3 separate regions of the Homo sapiens genome follow, and all the other regions are linked to region 2. A link is an interaction called in ENCODE POLR2A ChIA-PET data of the cell type or tissue named here. Cell type or tissue: Caco-2. All regions are shown on one strand. Each heading gives the region's core, and the rest is flanking DNA. Links, peaks and the distances in the headings are about the cores only. Region 1 overlaps AFF4 (ALF transcription elongation factor 4). Region 2 has its middle 8.2 kb from the start of HSPA4. Region 3 has its middle 14 kb from the start of VDAC1.

What was found. ChIA-PET counts read pairs that join two places held together with the same protein. Peaks named below come from ENCODE experiments on the same cell type or tissue, not always from the same donor. Only the 100,000 strongest peaks of a DNase experiment are listed, where the experiment ranks them.
Region 1: POLR2A ChIA-PET joins it to region 2 with 6 read pairs; 6 of 35 experiments call an interaction of 5 or more read pairs at or near these places.
Region 3: POLR2A ChIA-PET joins it to region 2 with 5 read pairs; 2 of 35 experiments call an interaction of 5 or more read pairs at or near these places.

Annotation. Positions count from the first base shown.
Region 1 is chr5:132,891,600-132,894,099 of GRCh38, reverse strand. It overlaps AFF4 (ALF transcription elongation factor 4), which reads left to right. Exons shown (of 21, transcript NM_014423.4): 12 at 982-1,070; 13 at 1,696-1,936. Among named protein-coding and RNA genes, the nearest start is that of LEAP2, 19 kb to the right of the region's middle. In Caco-2, for the core only: no CTCF peak of the experiment used is centred there; no DNase peak of the experiment used is centred there.
Region 2 is chr5:133,040,696-133,046,876 of GRCh38, reverse strand. No RefSeq gene overlaps it. Among named protein-coding and RNA genes, the nearest start is that of HSPA4, 8.2 kb to the left of the region's middle. RefSeq lists an enhancer at 2,926-3,220 and a silencer at 2,926-3,220. In Caco-2, for the core only: no CTCF peak of the experiment used is centred there; a DNase peak (open chromatin) is centred at 3,066.
Region 3 is chr5:134,015,675-134,021,855 of GRCh38, reverse strand. It overlaps a transcript of VDAC1 not described here. Among named protein-coding and RNA genes, the nearest start is that of VDAC1, 14 kb to the right of the region's middle. In Caco-2, for the core only: no CTCF peak of the experiment used is centred there; a DNase peak (open chromatin) is centred at 3,225.

The DNA of each region.
Region 1 (2,500 bases), core at 1-2,500, 150 kb after region 2:
AGACAACCCAAATGGCCATCACCTGATGAATGACTAAACGAAATGAATAAATTCTATGCAGTGAATACTATTCAGCCATAAATGAGAATGCAGTACTAATCCATGCTGCAACATGGATGAACCTTAAAAATGTTACACTAAATGAAAGGAGCCACAAAGGCCACATATATTGAATGATCCATTTTCCTGAAATGTCTAGAATAGGCAAATCTATAAAGATGAAATGTGATTGCCAGTGTCTGGGGGAGGAGGAGATGGGGAGTGACTACTAATGGGTATAGAGTGTGTTTTCAGGATAATGAAAATATTTTAAAATTCATTAAGCCGGGTGCAGTGGCTCACACCTGTAATCCCAGCACTTTGGGAGGCCAAGGCGGGCGGATCATGAGGTCAGGAGATTGAGACCATCCTGGCCATGGTGAAACCCCGTCTCTACTAAAAATACAAAAAATTAGCTGGGAGGCTGAGGCAGGAGAATCGCTTGAACCTGGGAGGTAGAGGTTGCAGTGAGCTGAGATCGTGCCACTGCACTCCAGCCTGGGCGACAGAACAAGACTCCGTCTGAAAAATAAATAAATAACTAAATAAATAAAATTAAAATTTCATTGTGGTAATGGTTGTACAACTCTGAATATACCAAATGTTATGGAATTGTGCACTTCTAAAGAGTGAATTTTATGTTATGTAAATTATATCTTAATTATAATTTCACAGATACTACCTCCCAAATCATTACATTGAAAAGATGCCATCTTAGAGACTGTAGGAAATGCGTTTCAGTCTCTGGGTTTTGTGTATCTAAAATAGGCGACCTCAGCCTTAAAACCTCATCTTCTTGAATATTATTTAAATGAATTATAGTACTTCTCTTTTATCTTCTTTCTGATGCCTAATCATGGATAAACTCTTTGTGGGTAGCTAGTGCTGGAAGCTGAAGTTAGTTGAATAAAAATCAGACCACGGTTTCTATTTTTCATCTAGAATGAAGATGATAACCGAGCCAGTGAGAGCAAGAAACCCAAAACGGAGGACAAGAATTCAGCAGGCCATAAGCCATCCAGCAACAGAGAGTACGTTCCCAAAACATGTTGCATGCCAGTGTTGTTAATATATGTATATCATTTGATAGTGGGTACTTTCTGACATGCTCTGAGTGTTCCTTTTAGTAAGCAAGTGTTATATAAATGCATACACATAACATATGCCAAATAGTGGGAGCTTTCACTTTTAGCTAATAGGGATGGAAAACATTTAACATTTAATTAGTTCTTCCTTTATTCATTTTTTATTGGGGTAGGGGTGAGTATGGGGGGAGAATTAAAGTAAAGCTATGCCACTTTCTGGTTAGATGGCAAACTTATCTGTAATTTCCAAGAGACTGGTTGCCAACTTAAAAGTGGTAATCTCTTCATTCACCATTCATCAATTTGTTCAATCATTCAGCCAATATTTATTGAGTACTACTGAGTGGTAGGTCAGTTTTTGGCCCTGGATTTACAACCACGGGAATAAAAACAGAGAAGATGCCTACCTTCATGGAATTTACAGTCTTATTTTGTTTTATAGAAATCATGTGTCCTAGTAATCAAATGGGGAAAAACAGATTTGTCTTGAAAGCAGACAAAGAGAAATGGAAAAATCAATTACCCCTGTATTACTGTGTGGAGAAATGAAGGCATTCGTTTGGTTTGGCAGGTCATCTAAGCAGAGTGCTGCAAAAGAAAAGGATTTGTTGCCTTCTCCCGCTGGGCCTGTTCCTTCAAAAGATCCAAAAACAGAGCATGGCTCTCGGAAGAGGACTATTAGTCAGTCTTCTTCCTTAAAGTCAAGCAGTAACAGCAACAAGGAGACGAGTGGCAGCAGCAAAAACAGTTCCTCCACATCAAAGCAGAAGAAGACCGAAGGGAAGACTTCCAGTAGCTCCAAGGAGGTTAAGGTAAAGTGTTGGGGGCCTGGGGCTTTTGAAAATCATTCAACTTGCCATGTGACTTTTCCAGGGTGACACTGTGCTTTGAAATTATTGTAACATCTCAGTAAATATATAGGCCTATGTCTTTTACCCTCTATATGTAATAATCCTGATAAATGAATACAGTGATATAAGACTGTGAAGGTGGTAAGTCAGCTGGTCACATACATATTGAAAGAAAAACCCTTGGGTACAGTGGCTCATACCTGTAGTCCCAGCTATTTGGGAGGCTAAGATGGAAGGATCATTTGAGGAATTTGAGTCCAGCCTGGGCAATGTGGTGAGACCCTGTCTGTAAAAGAACTTTAAAATTTAAAAAAAAAAAAAAAAGATAGAAACCAGTCATTGGAAAAGTTGGTTATGGAAGCTTTTAAAATAAGAACTAAGTGGTTCTAGTTGCTAAGATTGAGTTGTTGTATATTGTTTGAAATAGGCTTTGAGTTTCTCAGAATTATACTTTACAAACAAGTTATATTACGTAAAGTGACAAAGCAATCATTTGACTTTGATTCATGAAATAGAAAAAGAAAT
Region 2 (6,181 bases), core at 1,811-4,310:
GGTGCATGTAGTCCTAGCTACTCAGAAGGCTGATGCAGGAGAATGGCATGAATCTGGGAGGCGGAGCTTGCAGTGAGCTGAGATCACGCCACTGCACTCCAAACTGGGCGACAGAGCAAGACTCTGGGGAAAAAAAAAAAGAGGAAGGAAAGAAAGAAAGAATGAAATGAATGGGGGTCTCACTACATTGCTCAGACAGGTCTTGAATTCCTGGCCTCAAGCAGTTCTCCCACCTCGGCCTCCCAAACTGTGTTTCACAGGACAGCGTTTGTTCTAGGAGATATCGATAGGTTAATGTTACCATGTTTAAGGTTCTGAGAAGTCCTGTGGGAAACCTCTTTAACTTTGTATAATCATAAATAGAAATATAAGAAATACTGGGGGCTGGGGGCAGTGGCTCACGCCTGTAATCCCAGCACTTTGGGGGGCCGAGGTGGGCAGATCACGAGGTCAGGAGTTCGAGACCAGCCTGACCAATATGGTGAAACCCCTTCTCTACCAGAAATACAAAAATTAGGCGTGGTGGCACACACCTATAACCCCAGCAACCCAGGAGGCTGAGGCAGGAGAATCACTTGAACCCGGGAAGAAGAGATTGCAGTGAGCTGAGATCGCACCACTGCACTCCAGCCTGAAACACAGAGCAAGACTCTGTCAAAAAAAAAAAAAAAAAACACAACTACCAGATTAATGGCTGGGCACAGTGGCTCACGCCTGTAATCCCAGAACTTTGGGAGGCCGAGGAGGGCAGATCACAAGGTCAAGAGATCAAGACCATCCTGGCCGACATGGTGTAACCCCATCTCTATGAAGAATACAAAAATTAGCCGGGTGTAACACTGCGCGCCTGTAGTCCTAGCTGCTCAGGAGGCTGAGGCAGAAGAATTGCTTGAACCCAGGAGGCAGAGGCTGCAGTGAGCCGAGATCGTGCCACTGCACTCCAGCCTGGGCAACAGAACAAGACTTCTCAAACAAAAAAAAGAAAAAAGAGAAATACCGGGTTAAAAATACTGGGAGAACATAGTTTAGTCTTCTGCTTTTTTTACTCAAGCTTTTTTTTTTTAGTTGGAGTCTCACTCTGTTGCCCAGGCTGGAGTGCAGTGGCGTGATCTCCGCTCACTGCAACCTCTACCTCCTGGGTTCAAGCGATTCCCCCTGCCTCAGCCTTCCAGGTAGCTGGGATTACAGATGCCCACCACCATGCCCAGCTAATTTTTTTGGGGGGGGGGTTTGAGACGGACTCTCACTCTTGTTGCCCAGGCTGGAGTGCAATGGCACAATCTCAGCTCACCGCAACCTCTGCCTCCAAGGTTCAAGCGATTTTCCTGCCTCAACCTCCCGAGTAGCTGGGATTAGAGACATGCACCACCACACCCGGCTAATTTTGTATTTTTGGTAGAGACAGGGTTTCTCCTTGTTGGTCAGGCTGGTCTCAAACTCCTGACCTAAGGTGATCCACCCACCTTGGCCTCCCAAAGTGCTGGGATTACAGACGTGAGTCACTGCACCTGGCCAATTTTTGTATTTTTAGTAGAGACAGGGTTTCACTATTTTGCCAGGCTGGACTCAAACTCTTGACCTGAAGTGATCCACCCACCTTGGCCTCCCAAAGTGTTGGGATTACAGGCCTGAGCCACCTCGCATGGCCACTCAAGCATTTTTCTAAGCATAACGCTTTTTTATTTGACACAGGGTCTCATTCTGTGGCCCAGGCTGGAGTGCAATGGCTTGATCATGGTACACTGCAACTTCAACCTCCCTGGCTCAGGCCGTCCTCCTGCTTCAGCCTCCTGAGTAGTCAGGCCACAAGTGCATGCCACCACACCCAGCTAATTTTGTAATTATTTGTGTATATGGGGGTCTCTCTTTGTTGCCCAGACTGGACTTGAACTCCTATGTTCAAGTGATCCTCCCACCTTGGCCTCCCAAAGTGCTGGAATTACAGGCATGAGCCACCATGCCAGGCCCATAATGCTCTTTTGATACAAAAACTACCATCACAGTTCACTTCTCTTTTTTTTTTTTTTTTTGAGATGCAGTCTCACTGTGTTGCCAGGCTGGAGTGCAGTGGCACGATCTTGGCTCACTGCAACCTCTGACTCCCTGGTTCAAGTGATTCTCCTGCCTCAGCCTCCTGAGTAGCTGGGATTACAGGCACGCGCCACCACGCCCAGCTAATTTTTGTATTTTTAATAGAGACGGGGTTTCACCATGTTGGCCCGGATTGTCTGGGTCTCCTGACCTCGTGATCCACTCACCTCGGCCTCCCAAAGTGCTGGGATTACAGGAATGAGCCACCGCTCCCGGCCTCACAATTCACTTCTAACTCCAAATTGGCTAAAATCCCAGGGTCTTTACTCCACTCTGGCTATCAAACTGTCGGCTTACATAACAGCACTATGATCTCATCCAGTGGCCTTTTCTCTTAAGCCCTATTTTTTTGTCCTTATTCAGGCTGGTTCACTTAATGTATATGGCTTGCAGCGTCATTAGTAGTCCCAGTGCTTTCCCTCTTTGTAACTTTTAAATGCTGGGGGAGGCTGGGTTCAGTGGCTCACGCCTGTAATCCCAGCACTTTGGGAGGCCGAGGCGGGCAGATCACGAGGTCAGGAGATTGAGACCATACTAGCTAACATGGTGAAACCCTGTCTCTCCTAAAAATACAAAAAAATTAGCCAGGTGTGGTGGCGGGCACCTGTAATCCCAGCTACTCGGGAGGCTGAGGCAGGAGATGGCATGAACCCAGGAGGCGGAGCTTACAGTGAGCCGAGATCCTGCCACTGCACTCCAGCCTGGGCGACAGAGCGAGACGCCGTCTCAAAAAAAAAAAAAAAAAAAAAAAAAAAGTGCTGGGGGAACACTGCACAGATTTCTCTGGGCCATATAAGCTGACATTCTGAAATTTTAAACCTTCCGTCTAGGCCCCTTGATCACCAGTGATTTTCCTGACATGACTCACATTTTCACTGGCTCCAACACTCCTCACCTAGCCCCAGACTAGGTTTTTTTCCACCTCTGGCAGCTAACGTTCCAACTCCACCCCCAAGTCCTCCCTATTGGCCTAGTCTGCTGATGCCCAACATGACTCCTCCTCAGCCCAGCTCTGCTCTAGCCTGGCCTGTCCCTGTCCTGTCCCTAAGTATAGAGGCCCCTACAGGGAACTGTACTGCAGTAATAGCAGCTGCCATCTCATTCCTGCAACTTACAAAACTTTTTTTTTTTTTTTTGAGACAGAGTCTCACTCTGTTTCCCAGGCTTGAGTGCAATGGCATGATCTCAGCTTACTGCAACCTCCGCCTCCCGGGTTCAAGCGATTCTCCTTCCTCAGCCTCCCAAGTAGCTGGGACTACAAGCGCTCACTACCACACCCAGCTAATTTGTTTGTATTTTTAATAAAGATGGGTTTTCACCATTTTGGCCAGGCTGGTCTCGAACCCCTGACCTCAGGTGATCCACCCACCTCAGCTTCCCAAAGTGCTGGGATTACAGGTGTGAGCCACCTCGCCCTGCCCAGAGTGTGAATATTTGCAATTTGATAAAGGATCAGTGTGATGGTTAATACTGAGCGTCAACTTGATTGGATTGAAGGGTGCAATATTGATCCTGAGTGTCTGTGAGAGTGTTGCCTGGGAAGATTAACATTTGAGTCAGTGGGCTAGGGAAGTAGATGGTGGGCAGGCTGGGAATTAGATGGTGGGCGCCATCTAATCAGCCACCAGTGAATATAAAGCAGGCAGAAAAACATGAAGTGATGAGAGGGGCCTAGCTTCCCAGCCTACATCTTTCTCCTGTGCTGGATGCTTCCTGCCCTCAAACATCGGACTCCAGGTTCCTCAGTTTTGGGACTCGGACTGGCTCTCCTTGCTCCTCAGCTTGCAGACAGTCTATTGTGGGACCCTGTGATCATTTAAGTTAATACTTAATAAACTCTTCTTTATATATATATGAGGGTCCTACTTATACTAAAAAGATCACTTTTGGCCGGGCGCGGTGGCTCATGCCTGCAATCCCAGCGCTGTGGGAGGCCGAGGCAGGCAGATTGCCTGGGGTCAGGAGTTCGAGACCAGCCTGGCTAACATGGTGAAACCCCGTCTCTACTAAAAATACAAAATAATTAGCCAGGAGTGGTGGTGCGCCCCTGTAGTCCCAGCTACTCAGGAGGCTGAGGCAGGAGAATCGCTTGAACCCGGGAGGCGGAGGTTGCAGTGAGCCGAGATTGCGCCACTGCACTCCAGCCTGGGCGACAGATCAAGACTACGTCTCAATACATACATACATACATACACACACACACACATACATAAAATTAAAAAGTCACTTTTAGCAGTTTTAGAATAGTACCTGAAATATCTCCATTAGGGCTTCTCTCTCATGTTCTTTCCAAGGGCATCCTCTCTCAAAGTAAAATTCCTTTCCAAGGTTAGGAGACAAAGTAACAGTCTGAGATCTCCCCGTGAATGAAGACAAATGATAACCACAGAAATGAGGGGAGTTTAGGAAGAAGTATGTAATACAGTCACATGCACAAGAAGGAAGGCTCAAAGGGGCAAAGGCAGACAAACCTTACCAACTTTACTGTTCTGTTGAAGGGGCTGACTGTGCACTATCTAATCCATTAGGGTAGGCTTGTTTTTGGAGAGTGGCGAAAATAATTTAACATTAATAACAGAACCCTTTTAAAGGAATGGAAAGTTATGTGGCAGCATATTGAATCCCTCTAGAGATCCTACCATAGGCCAAATCAGGTTGCTGTTTTAATTCAAAACCACCAGGAGGTTGGGCACAGTGACTCATGCCTGCAATCCCAACACTTTTGGAAGCTGAGACAGGAGGATTGCTTGAGCCCAGTAGATGGAGGCTGCAGTGAACCCTGTTCATGCCACTACACTCCAGCCTGGGAGATGAAGTGAAACCACCTAAAAATAATAAAACAATCATGCCACTGCACTCCAGCCTGGTGACAGAGTGAGACTCCGTCTCAAAAATAATAATAATAAATAAAAATAATAAAACAAAAACCCACACACACCATGAGAAGATAAGAAGGAATCAAAAGATAGGACTCTGAATACCATAGCCTAACTATAGAATACAGGGTACCTGGACCAACCAAACTTTCCTCTAGGTGCATCATTACTCTTCATTTGTTTGGGTCTGATTTGGTCAAATCTTAACTCAGTATTCAGTGGGTACATGGAGTAGCTTCAAAGGGACTTTGAATATGAAGTTGCAAGCCAGATTGCAAAGGTACTATGAACTTAAAGTTACAAGCCCAATTGTGGGTGTGTGGGCATGCAGGCACATGTAACATAGGGAGAGACAATGCCTGCGTGCCTGACCTAGGGAGGAGGGGATAAATTAAGAAGATTGGAGAAGGAAGGGACAGATCAGAAAACAAAGAATGAAGACCTGTGGTCCCTGGCTGGTTTTGGAAGGCTGCTCTTAACACTTCTGCCTGGCAGTTAAAATCCCATAAACTCACATCTTGAACTTCTGGGAGATCATTCCCAGAAACAGGCCATTCTTTTCCTAGTGTAGGCAGGCCCCTGCATGCCTGTTCCTGAGACCTCACTGCATGCAAGGATGAAGAGGAGGAGGTGCAGCCTCAGTTCAAGGAATATGGCCTAAGAAGCGCAAGAGTGAAAAATGGTGGCTGGGTGAGGTGGCTCATGCCTGTAATCCTAGCACTTTGGGAGGCCGAGGCAGGTGGATTGCCTGAGCTCAGGAGCTCGAGACCAGCATGGGCAAGATGGTGAAATCCTGTCTCTACTAAAACACAAAAAATTAGCCAGGCGTGGTGGCAGGCGCCTGTAATCCCAGCTACTCAGGAGGCTGAGACAGGAGAATTGCTTGAACCTGGAAGGCGGAGGTTGCAGTGAGCCAAAATCATGCCACTGCACTCCAGCCTGGGCGACACAGCAAGACTCCATCTCAAAAAAAAAAGAAAAGAAAAGAAAAGAAAAAGAAAAGTGGCAATTAAAGGGAAACGTACATAAAAGAACCAGGCCTCCTCTTTTGAGAACCACTGAAGTCAAGGATTTCATTTATTTGCCTTCTCTGAGTACACAGGTTTGCTGATTCTATCTCTCCCCACCTAGACACACACACACACACACACACACACACACACACACACACACACAATCACTCAGCATTTGCTTTGCTTTCAACTTCCTTAAGT
Region 3 (6,181 bases), core at 2,251-4,750, 970 kb before region 2:
ACTGCTCCAGTATTACTTGGGTGCTTGTGAAAAATACAGGTGCCAGCCCCACACCAGAAGTATTAATGGAGAACCTCCAGGGGCTAGGGGCTAGGCCCCCCCACCTGCACATCCCAGCAGCCATGCAGGTGATTCTCATGTGCACCACATTTTGTGGTAAGGTATCATTGCCTTCCCATTTCTACACTCTAAGCTGGAAATTTCTTGGGCTGGTTTTTCCTTTAAGACATCCTGTGTCTCTTAAGACCTTGGTAGCTTTATTTCCCCAGAAGGCTTCTTTTTTCTTTTTTTTTTTTTTAAGACAAGGTCTCAATACTATGCAGCCACAAAAAAGAATGAGTTCATGTCCTTTGCAAGGACATGGATGAAGCTGGAAACCATCATTCTCAGCAAACTATCACGAGGACAGAAAACCAAACACCACATGTTCTCACTCAGAGGTGGAAACGGAGCAATGAGAACACTTGGACACAGAGTGGGGAACATCACACACCAGGGCCTTTCGGAGGGTGGGGGGCTGGGGGAGGAATAGCATTAGGAGAAATACCTAATGTAAATGATGAGTTGATGGGTGCAGCAAACCAACATGGCACATGTATACCTATGTAACAAACCTGCACATTGTGCACATGTACTGTAAAACTTAAAGTATAATAATAAAAAAAAAAAGACAAGGTCTCATTCTGTCACGCAGGCTGGAGTGCAGTGGTGCAATCACAGCTCACTGTAGCCTTGACCTCCCGGGGTTCAGGTGATCCTCCCAGGGCTCAGGTGATCCTCCCACTTCAGCTTCCCGAGTAGCTGGGACTACAGTTGCACACCACTGTGCCTGGCTATTTTTTTTTTTTTTTTGTATTTTTTGTAGAGACAAGGTCTCCTTATGTTGCCCAGGCTGGTCTCAAACTCCTGGGCTCAAGCAATCCTCCCACCTCGGCCTCCCAAAGTTCTGGGATTACAAGAGTGAGCCCCTGTGACTGGCCTCCCCAGAAGGCTTTGTAAAGATGCCTGTTCCATAGCTGGGCATGGTGGTGGGCGCCTGTAATCCCAGCTACTTGGGAGGCTGAGGCAGGAGAATGGCGTGAACCCGGGAGGCGGAGCTTGCAGTGAGCCGAGATCGCGCCACTGCACTCCAGCCTGGGTGACTGAGCGAGACTCCACCTCAAAAAACAAACAAACAAACAAACAAACAAACAAACAAACAAAAAAGAAGCCTGTTCCATAATCCCTGAAAAATGCAGCATGTTTATATACCTTTTGAGGCTTGTGGAGAGGTTATATGGCCCAGGGCCTTATGACTGGGCAGGATGACACTGAAGCCACACCAAGTAGGGAGGAAGCAAAGCTGGATTCTCTCCCTCTTCAGATTTAAGTGTGCGGAATTGGGAAGTTTATGTTTGGGGTTTAGCGATACAAGGGGTGGGGTCCTTGGCTGTGGTGATGGGGAGGAGCCTTTAGCACAGTTAAGGGGAAGCAAATATTTCCTCAGGGGTAAACAGGAGCTGGGGAGGGGTGAGCGGGGGAGTCGTGGAAGAACCTGTTTTGTAACAGGTTGGGTGGCAGGCTGCTAGGTTTAGATTTGAACCTGAAACTTTTGGACTTTGAGAGGCATCTGAGGCTGTTGCTGCCTCTGACTATGCTGGCTCTGGCAGGAAAGGCTTTATCTGTGGCTTGGCGAAACAGTGGCATTAGAAAAAGGTGGGACTGAATGAGTTTTAGGAAAGCCATGATATTCCCAGAGAAAATCCTGATGGTCAGCATACCCCTCCCCACACAGTCTCTCTTCAAGCAGGAAAGGCTAGAGAGTAGGTCACAGGGGGCAGGTATGAAAGGATGGGGTGAGGACAAAGGCAGGGACGCTTGCGAGCTCATTAGCCAACCTGGCTATTAATTGTGTATCTACCTGTCATTGCCCATGTCAGAGAGAAAGTCGTTCCTGGCAACCAGGACAGAGGAGGAGGTGTTGGTGTGGGGCCAGTGAGGAAGCAAGTCCTCTCCAGATTCAGGAGGAGGCTAGAGAAATAAGAGCACATAGGCAGTGTGGTCTCAGACAGGCCAGGTGCTTGGTCTGATACCAGGCCTCAGTCAGCCAGGAGAAGTCAGTCCTCATTCAGGTGCATGTGCGTATGTGATGGGGGTTGGGGCAGCTGTGGGATAGTGCAACCTTAGAGTTGTTGTAGCCTTAGGTAGAGAAATGTGGCTTCTGTTATGTTGCTGCCTGGAAGGATAGGAGGTGGGGAAATAAATACTCTATTTTTTGTTTGTTTGTTTGTTTGTTTGAGCCAGAGTCTTGCTCTGTCACCCAGGCTGCATCACAGTGGTACGATCATGGCTCACTGCAGCCTTAATCTCCTGGGCTTAAGTAATCCACCTACTTCAGCCTCCTCAGTAGCTGGGACTACAGGTGTTCACCACCATATCTGGCTAATATTTTTTAATTTTTCATAGAGACAGAGTCTCACTATGTTTCACAGGCTGGTCCTGAACTCCTGGGCTCAAGCAATCCGCCTCCCTTAGACTCCCAAAGTGCTGGGTTTATAGGTGGGAGCTACTGTGGCTGGCCAAAGTTGTGGTTTTTGCAGTCTTTTGTGATCATTCTTGTAATTAGGTGTACATGCAGGAGAACCTTCCCTTCACGGCCTTCCCTGTGTCTACTTGTAGGGTTTTTTTTTGTTTGCTTGTTTTTTGTTAACACGAATGACTCCATTTTCATTCCAACACCTTCACACATTTTATAAGTAACTGGAGGGACTCAGTGCGATCTTATCCTAACAGTCACATTTTATTACAGGGGAAGGATACAGATTAAAATCAGCCAAGCGGGGAGATGCGAGATGCATGGGGCAGAGTCAAGGAGGGTTCCAAACACAGAGCTTCCATTGTCCTTTCCTGATGGAGGCATATGGAGAGTGTGCAGTCCTCCCGGTGATGATGCGTAGGGGTAAACATGGAGTCTTGCCAACCAGGAAAATTCACCCTAGACTTGGGACCTAGAGTTTTTACTGGGGCTCCCTGGTCAAATGCCCACAGGGCTGACATCGTCTCCATTCTCCAGAGATCCAGCTGAGCATGCTTGACTCAAAGTCCTCACCCTGAATCACATATTAGTTTATCCAATGTGGCCAACCCCACCCTAAATCACATTGTTCGTTTATCTGGTGTGGCCAGCCTCTGCCCTAAATATCCTCCTATCTGGCATGACATTGCAAGGGCTTAGAGATTACCTTCTGGAAGCTGAGGGCAAAGTCCAGGCCTCTCCCTGGGCAAGGTTAAATTATTTACTCCACAGGCAGACTAAACAGTCCCCAGCCCACGCCAAGGCTGTGAGTCCATTGTTTCTGGCAGATTGACAACCCAAGAGGCACGATTCCTATAGCTGTCCCCCAGGTGTGTGATATGGTTTGGATATGTGTCTCCTCCAAATCTCATGTTGGAATATGAGCCCCAGTGTTGGAGGTGGGGCCTGGTGGGAGGTGTTTTAGTCATGGGGGCAGATCCCTCGTGAATGGCTTGGTGCCCTCCGCAAGGTAATGAGTGAGTTCATGCTCTGTTAGTTCATGCTAGAGCTGGTTGTTTGAAGGAATCTGGGTCCTCCTCCTTCTCTCCCTTGCTCCTGCTCTTGCCACATGATGTACCTGCTCCTTGTTGGCCTTCTGCCATGATTGGAAGCTTCCTCGTTAGGAGACACTCACAGGCCTCACCAGAAGCCGAGCAGATGCCCGCACCATGCTTTTTTGTGCAGCCTGCAGAAGAACCATGAGCCAGTTAAACCTCTTTTCTTTATAAATTACCCAGCCTCAGGTATTTCTTCATGGCAACACAAACACGGACTAACACAGTGTGCAACCTGCATAGAGGGGTGATAAGCCCATCTACGTCAGTCACCTGCCTTTATGCCACACGTCATTCATCATCTATTCAGTTATTTGTTTTTATTTATTTTTTTGAGACGGAGTCTCGCTCTGTTGCCCAGGCTGGAGTGCAGTGGCACAATCTCGGCTCACTGCAAGCTCCGCCTCCTGGGTTCACACCATTCTCCTGCCTCAGCCTCTCGAGTAGCTGGGACTACAGTCGCCTGCCACTAAGCCCGGCTAATTTTTTGTATTTTTAGTAGAGACGGGGTTTCACCGTGTTAGCCAGGATGGTCTTGATCTCCTGACCTCGTGATCCGCCCACCTCGGCCTCCCAAAGTGCTGGGATTACAAGCGTGAGCCACCATGCCCAGCCTATTCAGTTATTTGTTTACTCACCATTTATTATTTATTAAGTATTAGTAATACCTAAGATATGGCAGGCACTATGGAAAGAACACAAGCATGGACAAAGCAGAGCTGGTCCCTGCCCTCACGTCCTCACTCTAGCAAGGAAGCCAGAGCAAACCAATGATGAAATGCTTTTTTTTGAGATGGAGTTTCGCTCTTGTTGCCCAGGCTGGAGTGCGATGGTGTGATCTCAGCTCACTGCAACCTCCACCTCCAGGTTCTCCTGCCTCAGCCTCCCGAGTAGCTGGGATTACAGGCATGTGCCACTACGCCCGGCTAATTTTGTATTTTTAGTAGAGATGGGGTTTCTCCATGTTGGTCAGGCTGGTCTCGAACTCCTGACCTCAGGTGATCCACCCGCCTCAGCCTCCCAAAGTGGTGGGATTACAGGCATGAGCCACCGCGCCCGGCTTGAAATACTTATAAATTGCTACAAGCTATGAAGGAAACAGAGGGCTGAGCTCAGAATAAGGAAAGAGAGGAGAAAAGAATCTGTGTTAGATTTTGTGGCAGGGAAGGTAGATTGAAGAAGTTCCCGTTTAAGCAGAGGCCAGAGAATGAGAAGGCACCAGCCATCTGGGAAGAACATGCCCAGGAGAGGGGCACATGGGCCTTGCTGCCATGCCCCCTACAGACTGTGAAAGTAGAAACACAGCCCTTTCCTTGTGGCTGACATAGTCTGGTCAGGATCCAAGCTTTGCAAGTCGTGCATGGCCAGGGTCTCAGCCGTACACATCCCCTGTGCTGATGCAGTGTGTAAGCCACACAACCCTACACAGCAGGTTTGGACAGACAGTGCCTGAAAGCCAGCACCCTGTGCAGCTCTACCAGGCTGGCACCAAGATGCCAGGCCATTTTAATTGCATCTGGCCTCATCCACATTTTATTTTTATTTTTCTATTTTTCATGCTCCCTGTCCTTGCATTTGTCCACATTTTAAATAATAAAAAACAAAGTGGTGCCCGTTAGCAGAGGCCATGGTGACAGAAACTGGGACATTCTTCAAGTCCCAGCCACTTAGGCATAAATGCAAGTCAAGTGGAAGCGACAGCTCCATTTTCGGCTCGAGGAAAAACTGCTTGGGTCCACTCACTGGTGGGGTATGGAGAAGGGGTTCCATGTCCCTTGCAATACAAAGGGATCTCAGCCTAATTTTTTCCTGCTTTTCTTTAACCTTTATCAGGGACCAGAGTGTGCTGAGCAAAGGGGGAAGCCCTTGCCTTCTCAACTCAGAATTTTCTGGTAGGATTCCAGCCCCAGGCCAGTTCTTCTTACAACACCCACTCCCCATCACAGCCATGTGCACAGGCACACACAGTCCCTCTCAGAGAACGTCACAGGTACCAGCACTGGGCCCGAGTTTGCTGTACAATAATAATGAGATCTGCACTTACCCCAAATTGCAATCTGTCTTATGCAGCAAGAATCCCTGCCTCTTTCCTGATCGTTTGATTTTAATACCACACCCGGCCTCCTTTAAAAGTTGGAGGCCTCCTTTAAAAGTTGGAGGCCAGGTGTGGGGGCTCATGCCTGTAATCTTAGCACTTTGGAAAGCCGAGATGGGCAGATTGCTTGAGCTTACAAGTTTGAGACCAGCCTGGGCAACATGGCAAACCCCCATCTCTACAAAAAATACAAAAATTGCCTGGGTGTAGACGGGGCACCGTGGCTCATGCCTGTAATCCCAGCACTTTGGGAGGCCGAGGCAGGCAGATCACAAGGTCAGGAGTTCAAGACCAGCCTGGCCAATATGGTGAAACCCCGTCTCTACTAAAAATACAAAAATTAGCTGGGTGTGGTGGCGTGTGCCTGTAGTCCCAGCTACTCGGGAGGCTGAGGCAGGAGAATCGCTTGAACCCGGGAGGCGGAGGTTGCAGTGAGCTGAGATGGTGCCATTGCACTCCAGCCTGGGTGACAGAGCG